Regions from separate parts of the Homo sapiens genome. Here region 1 is linked to region 2. Evidence: chromatin loops called from intact Hi-C (ENCODE). Cell type or tissue: heart right ventricle. All regions are shown on one strand. Each heading gives the region's core, and the rest is flanking DNA. Links, peaks and the distances in the headings are about the cores only.

What was found. A loop is a pair of places that touch in the nucleus more often than their neighbours do. Peaks named below come from ENCODE experiments on the same cell type or tissue, not always from the same donor. Only the 100,000 strongest peaks of a DNase experiment are listed, where the experiment ranks them.
Region 1: it touches region 2 in a loop (2.4-fold over the local background); 63 of 110 quality-filtered maps call a loop at or near these places.

The regions. Positions count from the first base shown.
Region 1 is chr11:124,774,188-124,784,146 of GRCh38, reverse strand. It overlaps MSANTD2 (Myb/SANT DNA binding domain containing 2), which reads left to right. Exons shown (of 4, transcript NM_001308027.2): 2 at 9,173-9,428. Among named protein-coding and RNA genes, the nearest start is that of ESAM, 17 kb to the right of the region's middle. In heart right ventricle, for the core only: a CTCF peak has its summit at 5,677 (motif pointing right); no DNase peak of the experiment used is centred there.
Region 2 is chr11:124,832,118-124,842,076 of GRCh38, reverse strand. MSANTD2-AS1 (MSANTD2 antisense RNA 1) reads right to left here. Exons shown (of 5, transcript NR_103862.1): 5 at 7,590-9,191. Among named protein-coding and RNA genes, the nearest start is that of ROBO3, 28 kb to the left of the region's middle. In heart right ventricle, for the core only: CTCF peaks have their summits at 4,720 and 4,920 (motif pointing right); DNase peaks (open chromatin) are centred at 2,736, 4,916 and 5,264; H3K4me3 peaks cover 2,483 bases; H3K27ac peaks cover 319 bases; H3K27me3 peaks cover 3,470 bases.

The sequences.
Region 1 (9,959 bases), core at 992-8,991, 58 kb after region 2:
GAGGAGGAAGTTCTAGACAAATAGTGTTATCTGCTATCTTTGGTGACTGTAGCTACTACCTATTGCTGCTTATATACTGAAATAGTTCAGTATACCCTACTTTTTTGACCTGTATTCTTGTAAATAGAAAAGCACTTGAGAATTCCTTGTCTTGAAGGATTCTTGTACCCTAAAGAAGCTCTTATACATGAACATGCATGCTAGGTGTGACCTTTACAAGTATTACTGCTCATCTGAGATCATTGTATGAGTGTCCATGAGAAGCACACATAGCATAGGGTCAGAAGCTTTATGGTTACATGAATTGAGTTCCTTGAGCCATGGAAGATGTTTGTTTTTAACAATTAGTATTGTCCTTCTTTAGGGTTTTTTTCTTAGTAATCTGAATGGGCACGACCCTCAGCTGCTAGCATGAAGGAACCTAGAAAACTTAGAACTTGATATTCATTGACAATCAAAATTTCCTGAATTTTATATTTTTTTAAAGTTTTGTTTTTACTTTCTTTTATTTTTTATTTTTATTTTTTGAGACAGAGTCTCACTCTGTCACTCAGGCTGGAGTGCAGTGGCACAGTCTCAGCTCACTGCAACCTCTCCCTCCTGGGTTCAAGCAATTCTCATGCCTCAGCCTCCCAAGTAGCTGGGACTACAGGTGTGCATCACCACACTCGGCTAATTTTTGTATTTTTAGAAGAGACAGGGTATCTCCTGTTGGCCAGGCTGGTCTAGAACTCCTGGCCTCAAGCGATCTGCCTGCCTTGGCCTCCAAAAGTGCTGGGATTATAGGCTTGAGCCACTGGACCTGGCCCTGAATTATTAATATATATTCTAGGCAAGAATCTCTTCTCATGGAGGCAGTATTGACCAGTTATAAACACAAAGTGAGTGAGTCATTGATAGCCAGATTCAGAATGAAGTGCAAGCTGATAGGATTCAGTCCTGGACAGTTCCCCACAAAGACTGAGGCTCCAGAGAGGTAAGATCTCTTCGTTTGTGGTGGTCATTCTGTTTGACCCGATTAAAATCAGAAAGCAATCGAGTCTTTCCCCCTTCCTGTCTTTGACAGAACTACCTTACATTCTTGACTATTTCATTTGCTTGTTTACTTTGTAAGGCATAAGAAATAAAATTTGGACAGGGCTGCAGAGCTCCCTTTGGCACGTGGCCTGCCCGCCCAAAGAAAGGTATAACAACAAGAATGATAGATATTTTTAAAATAGCCTTGCCCAGCTATTTTCAAAAGGTTTCAGGAGCCCCGCCCATCAAGATTCATTGATTTGATAATTTATTTTAGTTAAGCAATGAATTTTCTGATGTTCTTTGCTAAGAAAAATTTTATCCTCTTGCTAGTGATTTACTACTTTAAAATTAGCTTAATTATGTATTGAATAAATATATATTTTGAATAAGCCTCATGTGATTAGCACTGTTCTAGGCTTGGGGAATAGAGACAACCAAGATAGATAAAATCCTTACCTCATGGAGCTTACAATCTAGTGAAATAACTTCTTAGGAAACATTAAAGTTTCTTAAGTGGCATTTGATAATTTTCATATGCCAAACTCCTCTTAAAGGAATACTTATCTTTGGGCCTTGCTTCCTCATTTGTTAAGTGAGGAAGATGAACTAGATGATCTCTGAGGTTCTTTTATGTTCAGAACTTGTATTACGTTTTTCTATTTTTATTTTTTTTAGAGACAGGGGTCTCACTCTGTTGCCCAAGCTGGAGTGCAGTGGCGTGATCATGGCTCAATGCAGCCTCTACCTGCTAAGCCCAAGGGATCTTCCTGCCTCAGCCTCCCCAGTAGCTGAGACTGCAGGTGCACACCACCACACCCAGACTAATTTTTTTTTTTTTTTTAAGTAGAGACAAAGTCTTGCTATATTGACCAGGCTGGTCTTGACTCCTGGCCTTGAAGCGTCCTCCAGCCTTGGCCTCCCAGAGTACTGGAATTATAGGCATGAGCCACTGATTCTGGCTCCATAATGTTTAGAAGATGGAGCCTAGTTTGTAATTAGAACCTTAGGCAATTCCACCCACCTTTAGTGGATCAGTATATTACAAAAAGTGTTATAAAGAGACATTTGCCAAAGACAGTGATATCAGCAGGTGATGAAGAGTATCAAATGCTGCAGGGAAGTTAAATGAGTTAAGGACAAAGTTTGAGCTTCATTCAGTTATTAAGAAGACATTGGCCAGGCGTGGTGGCTCACGCCTGTAATCCCAGCACTTTGGGAGGCCAAGGCAGGCAGATCACCTGAGGTCAGGAGTTTGAGACCAGCCTGGCCAACATAGTGAAACCCCGTCTCTACTAAAAATATAAAAATTAGCCGAGCGTGGTGGTGGGTGCCTGTAGTCCCAGCTACTCGGGAGGCTGAGGCAAGAGAATCACTTGAACCCAGGAGGCAGAGGTTGCAGTGAGCCCAGATTGTGCCACTGCACTCCAGCCTAGGCGACAGAGCGAGAATCTGTCTCAAAAAAAAAAAAAAAAAAGACATTGATGATCACAATAGGAACAGTTTTAATAGAGTCATAAATTAGACTGTGATCCCATTGGGTTGAGGATTGAATTATTGTAGACATTGCCTATTCCTGTGAGACCCTTTAGACATTAGGCAGTGTTAAAGCTGGAAGATGTGAGAGCTTAGCCATAGAGACTACTAAGGAACGTAGTCAAGACTTACTTTACTATACTTGTTTCTGGATGTGTGTTTTTCTGTTTTAAGTTGTTACTTGAGGTAGTTTATCTGGCATCTATATCGATAAGTTAATCAGACAATAAGTGATCAAGTACTGTGTGATGCAGTTGGAACAGATAATCAGCATAACGAATCATTTAATATCACTTAATTATTACTTCAGAAAAAAGATTTCTTGCCCAGCAGGTAGAAAGAAGTGCTATATTTTTTAGAAGAGTAAAGTAATATCGTTGTATGCTTTCACTTTTTTTTTTTTTTTTTTTGAGACAGAGACTCCCTCATGTCGCCCAGGCTGGAGTGCAGTGGCACGATCTTGGCTCACTGCAACCTCCACCTCTCAGGTTCAAGTGATTCTCCTGCCTCAGCTTCCCGAGTAGCTGGGACTACAGGTGCCCACCACCACGCCTGGCTGATTTTTGTCTTTTTAGTAGAGACGGGGTTATGCCATATTGGCCAGGCTGGTCTCAAACTCCTGACCTCAGGTGATCCGCCCACCTTGGCCTCCCAAAGTGCTGGGATTACAGGCATGAGCCACCGCACCCGGCCCTTGTATGCTTTTACTGATAGAAATTATTTCCTTCAAGAAACGGGAATTTGGCTAATTTACCTCTTAAAGGAAATTAATGCTGCTTTATCTAAATGAACAGAATAGTGAGTGAACTGATAATTGTACTTAAAGTAATTGTTCCAATCTTTAGAATCTCCTATAAAATCTAAGATACAAGTTTACCTTATTTTAGGGTTTCAAACTAATGTATGTTATATTTTATGGAGGAAAGAACTACATAATGCAGAGCAGAATTTTTTAACGACGTTCTTGTATGGGTTCTTTAGTGAGTCCAGGTACCCCCTTGAAATCGTATGGGACAGGTTGTGTATGTGTGCATTTTTCTGAGGAGTGGATCCATGACTCAAAAAGGTTAAGAACTTCTGCCCTGGAAAGGAAAAGCAAAAGATTGAAGAATAAAAACATTTTGTATTTGCCAAAACTTGTTCTGTAGCAGTAAGTGTGAAACAAGTTTGCTACATTTTTCTTTTTGGTTTTACTTGGTTGGGGCTTTTTTGTTTGGTTGGTTTTAAAGGATTTAGGGGATTGGCAAGTCAGTTTGTCAGATGTCAATGAACAGAAAACCTAAGAAAAAAGGTAGCAAAAGTTCTGCTGGCCCCAGATGGATTTTGCCTTAAGTAATTTCCTAATCATTAGTTACAGCTCTGTGTCAAAAGATGTACATAGAAATTTATGCTAGATTCTTAACATCTTTCTTACTGTGTGCAGAAATGTTTTTTTATTTATGTATGCTACATAAGATATTGTCTTTCCTACTTTTATGCTCACAGTAACAAAATATAGCTCAAGAAATTAATGTTTTTCTTAAAGATATTAAATGGTGTTTCGTTGCCTCAATTAACTAAGAGCAACTAGTTTTAACAGTTACAATAGTAACTTTAAAGGTATAAGAAAGATCTATTTTGCAAAGATCTTGCTTCAAAATACAAATCTGCTTTAGTCTGAGGTATCATTTTTAACAATTTTATAAGAAAATTAGTCACTGGAAATTTACTCCCAATGTAATTTCTTCATCTCTCGTGGAGCACAATATGTGATTTTTAAGGCCTTGTTTGTGAATAAGTGTGCTCTTTAATCATTTGGGTAAAAGGAATCTCAAATTTATCATGTGTACTTGGCAGTGGATTAAGATAACTATGTAATCCATTTCCAGTGTGGCCAGCTTGACAGCTACATTTGAAAATCTGTTTCACTGCTTGTTTTTTCTTGTAACATTGTTTCCTGCTATTATAACTAAGCTGTCCTCCTTGCAGATTGACTTTATTTTTCATCTGACATCTTAGACTGATCAAGCCAATGTTTTCTAAACAATACATTTATATAGCTGTTATGCCTTATTTCTGTTCCTCCACGTTATAGTGCTCCATTCCATGTATGGTCAGTTAGCTAGAACAGTGTTTTTGTCCTGGTGAATATTTTATGATTGTATGAAATGGGGCAAACTTTGAGAAAATTATTAAGCCAATACTGGAATTGGTTGGCATATGCCTTTATGATTTATTTAGTTTGTTTTCTACTTTGCCCTACCAGGGAAGAATTTAATTCTTCCCATTTCCTGAAAGTCAAAGGATTGGAGGACACTAAAGCAAAATAAACCTTAATTTCACCCCAAAAGTAGCTTAGGTAATGTCAGGAAGGGCTTTGATGAAACCACTGTCCCTGCTTATAGATCTTATTTTCCAAGCCTTTCAATATTTTATTTGCCCTTTTCTGAACTCTACAATTTCCCTCTCTTGTAGCTGGTTCGATGCCCAGAACTGAATGCTGTGCTCCAGCTGTGGCCTCACCGGTGCTGAATAGAGAGGAAGAGCCACCTTCATAGCTTACATGTGATTCCTCTGCTTATACAACCCAATACTGGATTTACTTACTTTGGCAAGATAGCTGCATTGTGCACTGTATTTAATGTTACGTGTACTGTAACCCTGGGTCTTTCTCTACATTGCTGCCGTTAAACCCCCAATCCTGCCAATCTAAAACTCCTGCCTTTGTTTACCTTCCCCCTCCCCCATAGACTCCCCATACATTCATCCACAATGAATGTCATCTTTTTATTCTCTCATTTCCTTTTACTCTAATCTTAAACTTTGGCAAAACTTTCACTCTGTCCTATAAATTGTCAGTTGTCAGCCATCTTATTTTTCTCCCTGCTTTGGTAATGGGACATCTTTGAAGTCTTTTCTCTGGCTCTTTTCCCTTCATAGTCATGAAGCACTTGGCATGGTGGATTTAGTAAGCATTCTCTTGCCATTGCTTCCAAATCAAATACCATGAACTCCTCTGGGTTGACCACCGATCAAGTTGTTACCTATGCTTTAGTTCTTCAGTCCAGGTTTTCCTGACTCCTCCTGACCTCTATCCCTACAGCTTCTTTCAGGATACAGTATTCTCTCACAACTCTTCCTCCAGGGGGAGACAACAGCATCATGTCAATTTACCGGGGAGATTTCCAACAGTCAGGAAAATTACAATCTCTAATTGTGAATAGAATAGTTTTTAATAATTTTAAGCACATTTCTGCCCCTGCCCCAGACCTTAATTTTTAGAAACTATTAAGCTTAAGTTACTACAAATTTCTAGGATGAGTAAAATAAAGGAAGAAGAAAGGGAAGCAAGATTTTTGTGTTGAATAGGACATGGTTCTCCAAGAAAGCCAAATTGAGGTTCTTGTTGGGTTTGAGAGCTGTCTGAAATGGGAATTGAGGCTTCGTTTTTCTGAGCATTATTGTAATCTCAGCTCTAGAGTAGGTTTTTAAGTGGGTTTATTTAGGACTGGGACACGCACAGTCTTAATTCCATGCTTTGGCTAATTTAGAGTGTGGAAAGTGTAACCTCTTTTGCTTTATTGTGGGTGATAATTGGAAGGTCTCCATAGTTCCTTTTTATCCATCTCTAAACTCCCTCAAGTTTAACTCAATCCCAGTGCTTCTTACAGTACCAGTCAAGCCGAAGTTTCAGTTCTTACTCTTTTTTTTTCTTAGTTGATGTGATTTAAATAGCCTCTCCTTGGATCTGTGGTCTTTACTGAACCCAGAAGTTACCTCTTAAGTGCATTTATATCTTGAGAGAGTTAAAATCAGTTGGGAAATCTTTTTTAACATGATTTCAATACATCAAATTCCTATCATGGATTTAAAAGTTACCAAACATCTTTCCTTCAGGCCCCTGATAGATATTTTACATACTAGCATAGTGCAGTATTCAAGTGTATTACAAAAGTACACTACAAAGTAAGAAGTAGCAAGATCTGTTAGTGTCTTTTGATAAATTGTAAAATGTGTCACCTGACTTTTCTTCCATATCTGTAACCATTAGATACTGCTAGTTTCCTTATTCACAATTACATAAGCCAAGTGAAGTATTAAGCTCAATTTGGTGGTTCCAAAGAGAGTAAGAGTCTTTGCTGTGGTTTCCTACCATGTCTATCGCCAGAGATTGGTGGCTTTGCTTATGCTTGTGTCACTTCCTGATATGTGTGGCACCTTTCTTGAAAGGAATGTTAGTTTTATTCCCTGACTTCCGAAATAACCGTCAGCAACAGAGCCAACTGGGCCCTTGTGTGTGCTGAATGCTTTTCTCCAGGGAGTCAGTAAGTAGTGAGCAGTGGCATGGTTTCCTTCTCCATTTATGGCCTTGGAAGGGTGAAAGGGACATGGTTGGGACTCTCCATTTACGGTCCTTGGAGGAGTTGAAAAGAGTGGTTGGGGTGTTCTTGGAGGCAGAAACTAGACATTGTGAGATAAAAATAAATTGGCAAGGGATGTTTGGAATTCAAATTCCAATCCCTGCAAGGAGGGCAGAGGGCGCTGGGAAAGGGGGAGTGTGTAGAAAGTCAAATGAGCTCTGCCGCAGGCATTTGTCTCCTTCCATTGGAAGGTTTGCCCATGACACACATTTGCCAAGTTCATATTTCTGGTTTGTTCTAGAAAGTTTTGTCTTATGTAATTGTGACTATCTTTTACAAAGAGGAAGAAGAAACACTTTTAAAAAGAGTGTATCGTTGGAAACCTCAGTTCTCTAAGGCATCATTTGAGGCTCCAGAAGAGATCTCAAGAAAGGGAGAATGAGGCAGATGCTTGTGCAGGGGGTAGGCCGGCTGGCTTTAGGGTGGGAGACTCTTAATTGTTGCTCTGTTTTTGTGTGAGGAAGATCATCACACATGTCGTGCTTTTATTATTCCTTTTACCCATCTAGATTTCTGGCTTCAAGGGACAAATTTTTAAAGTATCTGATAGAGTGTCTTGTAGATTGTCAACTGTGATTTAAAGATACTGAACTTCCTGGCTGGGTGTGGTGGCTCACGCCTGTAATCCCAGCACTTTGGGAGGCCAAGGCGGGCGGATCACCTGAGGTCGGGAGTTCAAGACCAGCCTGACCAACGTGGAGAAACCCCGTCTCTACTAAAATTACAAAATTAGCCGGGCAGGGTGGCGCATGCCTGTAATCCCAGCTACTTGGGAGGCTGAGGCAGGAGAATCACTTGAACCCAGAAGGCGAGGTTGCAGTGAGCCGAGATGGCGCCATTGCACTCCAGGCTGGGCAACAAGAGCGAAGTGCTGTCTCAAAAAATATATAAATAAAGAGACTGAACTTCCTTGGAGGCTTTGTAGATATTATTAAGAGTTGTTTTAGTTTGGTGAAAATAGTTAACATATTGGCTTATGGAGAGCAATCTCACGTTTAGGATAAATTTAGTCTGGCAGTGCCTACAAATTAAGTCTGAGGTGAACTACTTTTGAACAGTTGAGTTAGAAAGTATTTGGTAGCCACCAGGGAAAAGAGATCTTATTTCAAGAAAATAATTAGTGAAACTCAGTAAAGTAGAAGGGAGATTAGAAGGAACAAAGGGAGGCAGAGATGGGATAGAGACTGGTTGCAACTTAACTAAATTTGGAAGCTGGGATTAAGCCCTTGATTTATCTTTTGAAATGCCATATAAGATAGCATAAGATGTACCATTAAATTCAGGAAACTGGGCTAATAATCAGAAATATGTGTTAGAAATAAAGACCATGGTAAAAATGGAAGGGTTGTACAAGAGAATAAAATTATTCAGGTTTTGTCTGTGGATTTGCATAATGATATTTATTTGCTGTGTGCCACATGGCAGAAAAGGAAGTGAAATAACACCCCTCTGTCCCGTCCTTTTCCCCAGAAAGAAATCACTGGCTTCATTTGTTGGTTTGTTTAGCTGGCAGCTTGAGTTGGTAGAACAGACGAGTAGATTGTCTAGCTTTAGACGTAGGTATTAGTGTACTGTTTCTTGATCATTGATGTTTGAGACCTGGAATTTGTAGCATTATTGATTTGACCTCTGTTTTAAATTTTAGCGGCTTCCACAAAGACTGAGTTAGTAAGGAATACAACTATGTAAGTAATATGTTTTACTAGCTAATTTGTCTAGGCAATTATTTTTACCCTGTATTCATTCCTTCTTAATCAAGAGTAAGGCAGGTATTCTTTGCTTTGGGAAATTCTTCTTTCTGTCCTCCCTTCCCTCACTTTTTCCAAATTCTGGGCACAACAGCAGCTCTCTCTCTTCTGTGGCAGGTGTGCATCCTATTGGCTGGCTGGTATTTCTTGTTTTTTTTCCCCCTTATTCTTTTTAAATGGGGGTGGGGGTATAAAAATATGTGTATGGGGTACATGCAATAATGTTGTAATGTTTCTTGTTGTTTAATGGATAATTAATTGCAAAATAATTGTTTTAATTATAACATGTTTGAGTAAATGCTAAATTAGTATTTTTTTCTAATATAATAATGAATTTGAAATCTAGCATTCCTGTAACAATGTGTCTATGTTTGTCTGTCTGTGTCTGTCTAATAGTAATTAATATCTGTGGTCCGTACCTGGAAGAGGAAGTACAGCTTTAAAGGAATAACAAAAGACTTTGTGTCTTAGACCCTTCGCAGGTGTTACAGTCGGGTGAAAGAACATGGTGTTGGGAAAAGAAAGAGCAGTTACACATTTGAACAGTTGGAACAGGTGTTTGGTCAGGGAGGATGGGATGCTCAGCCCTGCCAGCCTGTACTTATTAACAGTAGTGGCTTGTACCAGGAGCTGGAGTCAGATGGCAGCACTATGGAGGACTATTCACAGGAGGACTGGGGAAACCACAGTCAGGATCTCCATGGCTATCCAACAGATCAGGAATTGGGTAAGAAAGCCAACATATATGATACTTATGTTTGTGTATATTTATATACCTTTATGTATGTGCACCAGTACTTATTACCTGTAAATATCTTTGGTACTGTTCCCTATAGTGGTCAGCATAAGGCATAAAGGGCATCTCTGCCTTGTATGTCTTTCATGAATTTGCATGTCCCAGTCTATTTGGGGCAATGTGGGCATCCTTGGTTTAGCCTTAAACTGCCAACTGGTGCTTGGTGTTGTTCATTTGGCAAGTTGTTTACCAGCAGGATTCCCAAAGACACAGAAGAATTTCTAATTCTGAGCTATACAAGTACACTCAGTGACAGGTAACATCCTATGCAATTCTAAATATCCTGTACCTTCTAGTTCTAAGATGACTGCTAAGATATCTTGGCCCAACTGCTGTAGATGTTGTTCTTAGGAATTCCTTCTTTTATCCCAAATACATTTTTCTTTTCTGTTTATGATTTGGAAAAGGTCTTCTCTCAGACTTGAGCCTGAACACAAAATGAGGGGAAGCCTCCATTTATCT
Region 2 (9,959 bases), core at 758-8,757:
TCCTCTGCAAGGTGTGTTTGCAAATGGGGAGGAAGGTTATCTTGAAGTGGTCCCAGGTCTCTGGCTCAGCTCAACTTGCAGGTAAGGCAGAAACCAGCTGGTCTTCCCTGTTTGCTTTACCCTCGTCTTGGTAGGCAGCCAGGAGACTTGTCTTCCAGTCTCAGGAAGGTAAGCTACTTCATCAGCTCTCTCATCTATAAGGTGAGAGACTTGGATTGGATCTGCTTTACAGACTTACTCCTGCAGGGCAGGGGGTCCAGGGTCTAAGAAGATCAAAGCATGCCAAGGCAAGAATGAATGCCTACTGAAGGAGGCAGTGCCCCTCAGCCAAAGTCTGCTCTAGTCTTGCTGGAAAAGGACTCAAGGTTGCCAGATATTCTACAACGGAAGCCAGAGGTCAATGTTTTTAATATGACATCTTCTAATTTTAAAATGCCCAATCAAAATATACTTGGTTTGAAACACATGAGATATATTTAAATCCATTTGTTCATAAGTGATTTAAAAAAAATCGTTGGTCACCATTAGGGGAATCTGAGGAATCACCTCATTATTTTGATAAATAATAAGGGAAAGAATCAAGCATTTATCCTGCCTTTCCTATTTGACGTGTACCTCTGCATAAACAAATCATTGATGACAGATTCTCTTTAGAGAAGTATTCAAGCTCATAAATGAAGAGTGAATCATAGAACTAGAATGTCACAACTTGGCAATCCCTAATGAAATAATGGGTCTAGACAATGGTCATCACTGACAAGCAGACATTACTTTGGATCGAATTAAACTATGGTCTATGAATTATTCTTTAAAAAATCCAGCATTAATTGATCAAGCCTCTATATCTAACAACCAATTTACAGGAAATGTAGAGGTAGAAGAACATGTTAAATGGCACCATGGGGATACATTTAACAAAATCCAGACTGTGGAAAATTCTACAGAACAAATGATCTGGTTTATTTAACAAATAAATTTCCAGGAAAAAAAGAGATTAACTGGGGGATTATCCGATTAAAGGAGAGAATGCACTGTGGAGATTCATTTGGATCCCAATTTGAACAATAAAGAAAAATAAGACAATTGGGGAAGTTTGAACATTGACTATATATTTGAGGACAAGGAATTATTGTTTTAGGTGTGATATTGATATTATTATGCTATTTAAAAGAATTCTTATCTTTTAGGACTACTTTTTAGTACTTAAAGAAGAAATGATAGGATTTCTGAGATTTGCTTCAAATTCTGGAGGAGAGTGGGAGAATAGATGAAGGAAGATTGCCTTTGAATAGATTAAGTGCTGGCTGAAACTGGGTGGTGGGACTATGGGGGTTTATTATAGCATTCTCACTAATTTATATATATTTATGATCCACAATATGCTATTATTCATGATGGAAAGTTTAAAAAACACTTTATGGACCAAAATGTGTTGGTGGCCTGGATTTGGTCCACAGGCTGCCAGACTGTGGCCTCTAAATCTGATGACACTTCAGCTTCCATCCAACTGTAAATTGCCCGTGAGTCCAAACCATCAGTGGTAGGACCCCTTACTACTAGACTTTGATTCCCCAAACCTTTTTCTGGTCCCTTGTCAGGTCCTTTCCCAGAGGTTCCCATCCCACAGGGAACGCGGTAGTGTGGCAGAGAGGAGCATTAAACAAAGCCATGACGACCAGCCAGAGTTCCCTGGGACGGAAGATACCAGAGGATTGGGGTGCTTAGGATTGGGGTGCTTGGAGCAGGGCGTCTGGAGCTGTCACAGACTAGCGCTGCTCCTCTATCCAATTCTCTAGCCTCCGTGTTGAAGATACACACTGCATCCGGCCAGACCCACTTTTTACCTGAGCATTCCAGAGCCCAGCCAAGGCAAAGACATCTACTACCCAGGAAAAAAATAATAATAAAAGGCTGAAGGCTCCCCTGCGGAGTTCGGGTTAGAGAAGAGGGTGGTCAGTCTCAGGGAGACAGAGCGATTGGGGCAGAGGAGGGGAGAGAGTGAAAGTCCCCTTGTCCGAAGGCACGTGAGAAGGACAGTGCAGCAGACGGGCACGGAGCTATTTCCGTGCGGTCTCTTGTCTTATTGCATGTCCCCCCGCCCCACGCAGTGAACTACCCTTCCCTTGGCACGTGTCTGCGGCGCTGGCTGCTCATTTAGAAACGAAGGGGCCAGCTCGCAGAGTGCATCGCGCGGGCGGCCGCAGAGGGGACGCACAATAGGCAATCAGCGGCCGCGGGGCGGGAGGGGAAGGCGCGGGGGCGCTGCCGGGGGCGCCCGTAGCCTGCGCGCTCCAAGGGCGCTTCCATCCCTCCCCAGCCCCGGGGCCTTTTATTGTTCGCTGGACCAGCTCCTGTTCGTCGGACTGGCGCTGGCGTGGGAGGTTTGGCGAGAGGCGGTCTAGGCCGTTGCCCAGCCCGGGATCCTGCGTGCAGGCGCGCCCTCCACTCGCCCGCGCTCCCACCCAGGTGTCCGCGTGCGGGGATTAGGCGGCCCGCCGGGCTCCCGCCTCCTCCATCAGCCGCTAATGGGCCGTCCTCGGCCTGGCCCCCGCGCCATTGTGTGCGCGTGGGGGTGACGCCGGGTCTCCGCGGCGCGGTGGAGGGTGACCGCGCGCCGCTGCCACCCCGCTTCACACCTGCTCCCCGCCCCCAGCCCCGGCCGCGCTTCGTGTTCCCTCCCTCCCCGCGGGAGGGGTCTCAGCTGGGGCTGCAGTTGGTAAAGAGGCCGTGGAGAGGCCGGCGGCGGCCCGAGGAGGAGCCATAAATTTGGAGCAGATGCGGCCTGACAGTCACCCAGCCCGGGGAGGTGGGGGAGGGCTCTACGCCCCTCCCAGGCCGCGTCTTCTGGTTTGCAGCTGAGTTAGATGGATTCCAGGCCGAGGTGACCCGGGACTTTGGACACACGGAGCCTGTGCTCCTCACTCCCCCACCTCTGCCGGCCGCCCATTGTGTGCCCACGTGCAGGGAGAAGGAATAGGGGGCAGGGACATGTCTGCATTGGCTTATGATTTTCCCCCTAAAAAATGTCGTTTTCCAGCAGAGACTGTGACAAAGTCGGCCACCCTGGCTCTGAGCTGGCGCTTTTTGACAGCAGCCAGAGAAAAATATGGAAGATAGTAGAAGCAAGCTTCAGCTGTTCATTCTGCACTATTTTTTAAGTGCCTGTTTTGTGCTAGAAAGGTAAGGAGGCACAGGCATACAGGATGGGGAGATGGGAAAAGGTGGCGGAAAAAATACCAAGGACTAATACTTGCCATACTATAAGTATTGTGTGTACTGTAATTCTGCACATTAAATAGTATTTTCCTTTAGAAAGTGGCAGTTCCTCCAGCAGAGGAGGGAGCAGGGTGCAGTGTCTCGGGGGGTTGATGGAGTTCGCTCTCAATCCAGGTATCCCATCCACAAATATATGCGTGTCAGGGGTGCTTTCCGCGGATCTGGAAGGGAGTGAAAAGAGCTGGAGCTGCACCCAGGTGGGGTGGACACAGCCCTATTTATCTTATTTGCTCTGGGTACTGTAGGGATTCTTCTCTAGTGTCGCTTTAATTGAAGACTGAGTCTCCCATCTGAAGATCTTGTGACCAAGGGTGATTGGAGGGTCAGTGTCCACAAAGCTGGTGCTCAGTTGGCAAAAACCTCTGCCACCTCCCTTTGTGGCTGTTCTCTGCTCCCTCTAACACTCTGGGCTGGACTGGGTAACTAGATTGGCTTCTAGGACCCATTGCTTCTCCCCTTAGCTCCCACTCCGACAAGTCTCCCTGGTCTGTGCCCAGAGGATCACCCTAAGACTAGAGCAAGCTTGTGCAACCCACGGCCCATGGGCCGCATGCAGACCAGAACACCTTTGAATGCGGCCCAACACAAATTCATATATGTTCTTAAAACATGATGAGGTTTTTTGCAAAAAAAAAAATTTTTTAGCTAGTGTATTTTATGTGTGGCCCAAGACAATTCTTCTTCCAATGTGGCAGGGAAGCCGAAAGATTGGACACCCCTGGACTAGAGATTCACAGCTTGCATGAAAATCACCTGGAGGCCTTATTAACCCTGCCCTACAGTTTCTGATTCCTTTGATCTGGGGTACGGGCAGAGATATTGCATTTCTGAAAGTTTCCCAGGTGGTGACAGTGGTGATACTGGGGGCCACACTTTGAGAGTACTGGCCTACAAGGAAAGGAAAATAGGGGCAGGTGAAAAAAGGAAGGAGCTGAAGTCTTCAGTGCTGGAGGAGGTTACTGGAAGCTGAAGCTCTCCAGGGTACTTGGGTATCTTCACCCTCTGTGAGGGATCCATAGGCCAAATCCCCAAATAATTGTGGACATATTCCAGAATTCATATTCTAGTATTCGAGTGTGTGTGTGTGTGTGTGTGTGTGTGTGTGTTTCTGAAGACTTAGCACTCCCCCTAATGGCTTCAGATGATTCTGCACTCTCCTCAGCCTTTCAACGGGAAGCAAGAATTACTCTTATTTTCCCAGCCTAACTTGGTTATCCACTCCCATCTCTTTGTCACTGATGGAGCGGGGCATTGTCTTACACATTTGTTTACAAATTGAAGAGCATAGTTTTTTTTTACACAATAGTTTGTGTACTAATGAATGAATTAGTGCTATCTTTCCTCTTTAGGAGAACCTTGTTCTCCTAAAATCTACCTTAAGTCACATTTGAAGTGTTGTAGAACCACCTACCAGTGTTCTAAAACACTTCAAATGTGTTCATAGGGAATGAGTTCCAGATGGTTGCCTAAAAATTCTCCCCAAGGTGTCGGTGCCGTTGTCATCAGTTGGGAACTTTTGGCTGGCGGCAAGCACAACCCGAGTCAGAGGTTAAGGATGGATTTGCAAAGTGGAATTTTTAAGTGTGGTATATGGACAGATCAGATGAGAAAATCAAGTGGCATTTTATTTCTCACCACCAGGTGGCAGACCTAACCTCATTAATGAGAATCATCCCTAGACTTGAAGCCTGGCCTGAATTCTACTTTTTTCATATATGAGCCAGGGCAAAAGAGCTGTTTCTCTACTTAAATGACTCAGAAATTTGGGGTAGGGAGAACAATGCTTGAAAATATCTTTGTAGGCCGCGGTGGCTCACGCCTGTAATCCCAGCACTTTGGGAGGCCGAGGCGGGTGGATCACGAGGTCAGGAAATCGAGACCATCCTGGCTAACACGGTGAAACCCCGTCTCTACTAAAAATACAAAAAATTAGCCGGGTGTCGTGGCGGGCGCCTGTAGTCCCAGCTACTTGGCAGGCTGAGGCAGGAGAATGGCGTGAACCCGGGAGGCGGAGCTTTGCAGTGAGCCGAGATCGCGCCACTGCACTCCAGTCCGGGCAACAGAGCGAGACCCCGTCTCAAAAAAAAAAAAAAAAAAAAAGAAAATATCTTTGTAACTGCCGCCAATGTACTTGAGTAATCCCTTGAGCTTCCTGATCCGTGAGGAAGGGCTCGCTGATACTTTTTTTTCCTTCTGGAAAGAGGGAAAACATATGGATGTAACAAAATGGGTTACTTAAGAAAAATGTAAGCGATCTAACTTCTAACCAGAGGTTTCTGCCAGGGCATAAACACATGGCAGCCCTAAACAGCTTTGCAGGCACATGGCTTCCTTCACTTCCAGCCCGTCTGGCAGGCACCCTCTTAATTCCTACCAACTTAATTCCTACCACCCGAGTTCTTTGTTCTGTCGCCCATATTGAAGTTTCCTCAAACTAAAAATGAAAGCTTTATTATAATTCTGGAATCTACTCAGGGCCTTCTTAACTAAATTCTAACTTGCAGTATACGGACATGTAGTTGATCTCTCCTTTATCCCAAATGATCTTGACCCTCAGATCATAGTCAACGTATAAATTAAATTCAACCTAAATTATATAACTATAGCAAGGGTTACACACACACAGCAAGAATGCAGGACGGGCGCGGTGGCTCATGACTGTAATCTCAGCACTTTGGGAGGTCAAGGTTGGCGGATCACCTTAGATCAAGAGTTCAAGACCAGCCTGGCCAACATGGCAAAACTCCATCACTACTAAAAATATAAAACTTAGCCAGGTGTGGTGGCGTGTGCCTGTAGCCCCAGTTCTCAAGAGGCTGAGACACGAGAATCTGCTTGGGAACCTGGGAACCTTGAACCTGGAAGGCTGAGATTGTAGTGAGCCAAGACTGCACCACTGCACTCCAGCCTGGGCAACAGAGCGAGACTCTGTCTAGAAAAAATAATAATTATATATATATATATATCTTACAGGAGGGGTCAATGAATGTTTTGGGAGAAGGGCAGTGAAGATTTCTGTTCTACACACCTTTCTCATCTCAGGGCTATATTACAGCAGATTCTGACAGTATAGTAGCTTTCTTCACAATGTCAAGATCAGAGCAGATCTATACCTTACATAGAAGACAGAAAATTGACTATACCAACATCAGGTCCTCCAGCATAGGTGGGACATTACCTTTTCAGCCTGCAGGGCTTAGTACTTCTTTCAGCTGATCGGCTTCAGGCCTCTTCCTCATTTTGGAAAGGGCAAATCTCAGGTGCACACTGAAAATCTTAGACTAAGTAGCCTGGTACAGTGGCTCACGCCTGTAATCCCAGCACTTTGGGAGGCCGAGGAGGGTGGATCACGAGGTCAAGAGATCGAGAACATCCTGGCCAACATGGTGAAACCCTGTCTCTACTAAAAATACAAAAATTAGCCAGGCGTGGTGACATGCACCTGTACTCCCAGCTATTCGGGAGGCTGAGGCAGGAGAATCGCTTGAACCCAGGAGGCGGAAGCTGCAGTGAGCCAAGATCATGCCACTGCACTCCAGCCTGACGGCAGAGCCAGACTCCGTCTCACAAAAAAAAAAAAAGAAAATCTTAGACTAAGTAAAACCCTCCAGCCCAGAGTGCTTCTCTGCATTGGGCAATTCACTCTCACTGCCAGAGCTCCCTTATACACTTTAAATGCTTATAAATACACTAACAGACAGAGCCTATGGGAAACAATATAAGAGGATTGGATAGTAAGTATTTGGTTTTTTCTATGTAGTTTGTTAACAGAATCAGTCAAAATATATTTATGGAATGCCCACAGGCTACATAGCATGGTACTTCACCCTTCATTGAAAATCCATTAAAACAATTACTGGGTCATGCCTGGAAACTTTTTTCACAAAGGAATTTTCTTTAGTTGCTGGGTTGACAGGAACTAATTTGAGATGCAAAACTAACAACCCCATTTGAACTAGCAAGCCCTTATGTAAACCACTACAAGTGATATGTTTGAATTTATTCGCACCTGTGCCTGTATATATGGACTTAAAAGCTAAAGATATCGTGGTATTAATATGCATATAAGGGAAGGAGAGTTTTAAAAGTTAGTGAATCATCTTCCACTAATGCTTGGTAAATGTTTACCAAGAAGGTTGTGCCCTGGTTATAGGCCGGTAATGACCACCAATAAATAAAACTGTTTTCACCTCTATAACAGTTATGGAATGTCATTCCTTCTTGCCTTTCATACCAGGAAAACTAGGCTGAAGAAAAAAATCACTTCTTTTTAATCAAGGCAAAAACAGACTCACCCAACCAAAAACCAACCCTTGGTATTTGAAATTAGTTTATTAACATAGGGAGATTTCATATTTTTTTATTGTTTTCTCCCACCACTAACTTTAAGACTTTAACAACCTTTATTAGAATACACACACAGCTATATATATATATTTGGTTCTGTCTTCTCTAAATCATTTGTTTAACAAGGAATTTTTTTACTTAAGGCACTGGTATAGAAAATGTACCCCATTTCTTGCATATCTTGCATGTTATGGGGTCTTGTTAAGTGTTTCCAAGTTTGGTGGAATCACCACCATTTCTACCCCTGGTCCATATTTTTAGTTCCAGATCTTCTCTGCAACCACTATCCCAGTCCAAAACCCTCTACTGTATTCGCTGTCTTCTTAGTGCGGAGGAGAAAGAAAGAGCAGGGTTGGGCAGAGGGTCTTATTCTGCCTTAAAAGAAGGTTATACTTTCTGTCAAAGGATAGAACTCTGACTGACTTAACGAAAAATACAGTAGTATAAGTTTAGACCCAAGGTCAGATAGTCCTGGGGCTAAAGCTCAGATCCATCACTTAGCAATTATGTGATTTGCTGCAAGTCACCTAACTTCTCTGAGCCAAGGCTGCCCTTCTCACTTGTAAAGTGAAGCTTAAATAAGATAATACATATGAAAGGCTGGGTGTGGCAGTTGCACCTTAGTCCTTGCACTTTGGGAAGCCAAGGCCTGTGGAGCCCTTGAGCTCAGGAGTTCAAGATCAGCCTAAGCAACATGGCAGTAAGCTGTCTCTACAAAAAATACAAAAATATGCTGGCTGTGGTGGCATGTGCCTGTATTCCTAGCTACTTGGGAGGCTGAGGTCAGGAGTTCAAGACTAGCCTGAGCAACATAGTAACAACCCGTCTCTACAAAAAATACAAATATGCTGGTCATGGTAGTGCATGCCTGTAATCCCAGCTATTCAGGAGGCTGAGGTGGGAGGATCGCTTAAGCCCTGCAGATTGAGGCTACAGTGAGCTGTGTTAGTGCCACTGCACTCCAGCCTGGGAGATAGAGTGAGACCCTGTCTCAAAAAGAAAAAAAAAATGCACATGAAATGCTTAATGTCTGCCCTACTACAATGCATCAGAGAATAGAAGTTATTAGTATCTACCGGACCCAAACCTCTGTGAGAATAGAAGCTTGCTTCACTTCTGTTGCTTTGGGCAAAACTTCACCTGTGATCAAGAGAGTATGTGTGTGTGATACTGTGAAATATATATTTGGTCTTCTCCTGTCTCCTGACATATAGCTTCCCAAACCCTTGGAATCTCTAAAGCAACAGGAGTCTTTTGTATGCTAATGAGGTAAATGGTGGCCCAGCCATGATTAGAGGGCTGGGACTTTCAGCCCCACCCTCCAACCTCTGGGGAAGGGAAAGGATCTGAAGTTTGGGTTGGTCACCAGTGGTCAATGATATAATTATTCATGCCTACATAATGAAGCTTCCATGAAAACCCAAAAGGACAGAGTCTGGGGAGCTTCCAGATAGCTGAACACATGGAGGTGCCTGGAGGGTGGTGCCCTGGAGAGGGCATGGGAGCTCCGCACCCCTTCCCTGTGCATCTCTTCCAGCTGGCTCTTGATCTGTGTCCTTTGTAACATCCTTGTAATAAATGGGTAAGTGTAAGTAAAGTGTTTCCCTGAGGTCTATGAGTCACTCTAGCAAATTAATCAAACCCAAGGTGAGGGCCCTGAAAACCTCAATTTATAGTTGCTTGGTCAGAAGCACAGGTTACAGCCTGTGGTTATGACTGGCGTTTGAAGTGGGGCAGCCTTGTGGGACTGAGCCCGCAGCCTGTGGGATGTGACTGAGCCTGTCTCCAGGTGGAAGGTGTTAGAATTGAATTGGAGGATGCACAGCTGGTATCTGCTGGAGTTAGAATTGGAGGACGCATAGCTGGTATCTTCAGTTTTTTTTTTCTTGCCTCTTTAGTATGCATGTGCAAATACAACCGAAAACTCATTGATAGCTAAGCACAGTGGCTAGCACCTGTAATCTCAACACTTCAGGAGACTGAAGCAGGAGGATTGCTTGAGGCTAGGAGATTGAGACCAACCTGAGCAACACAGAGGGAGAGACCCAGTCTCTTTAATTTTTTTTTTAATTAGCCAGGTATGGCAGCGCATGGCTATAGTCCCACTTACTCAGGAGGCTGAGGCAGGAGGATCACTTGAGCCCAGAAATTCCAGTCCGCAATAAGCCATGATCGCACCATTGCACTTCAGCCTGGTGACAGAGCAAGACCCCATCAAAAGAAAGAAAGAGGGTGAGAAAGAGAGAAGGGGGAGTGGAGAGGAAGGGATGAAAGGAAGGAAGGAAAGGAAGAAAGGAAGGGAGGCAGAAAAGAAGGAAAGGAAAGGAAAAGAAGAG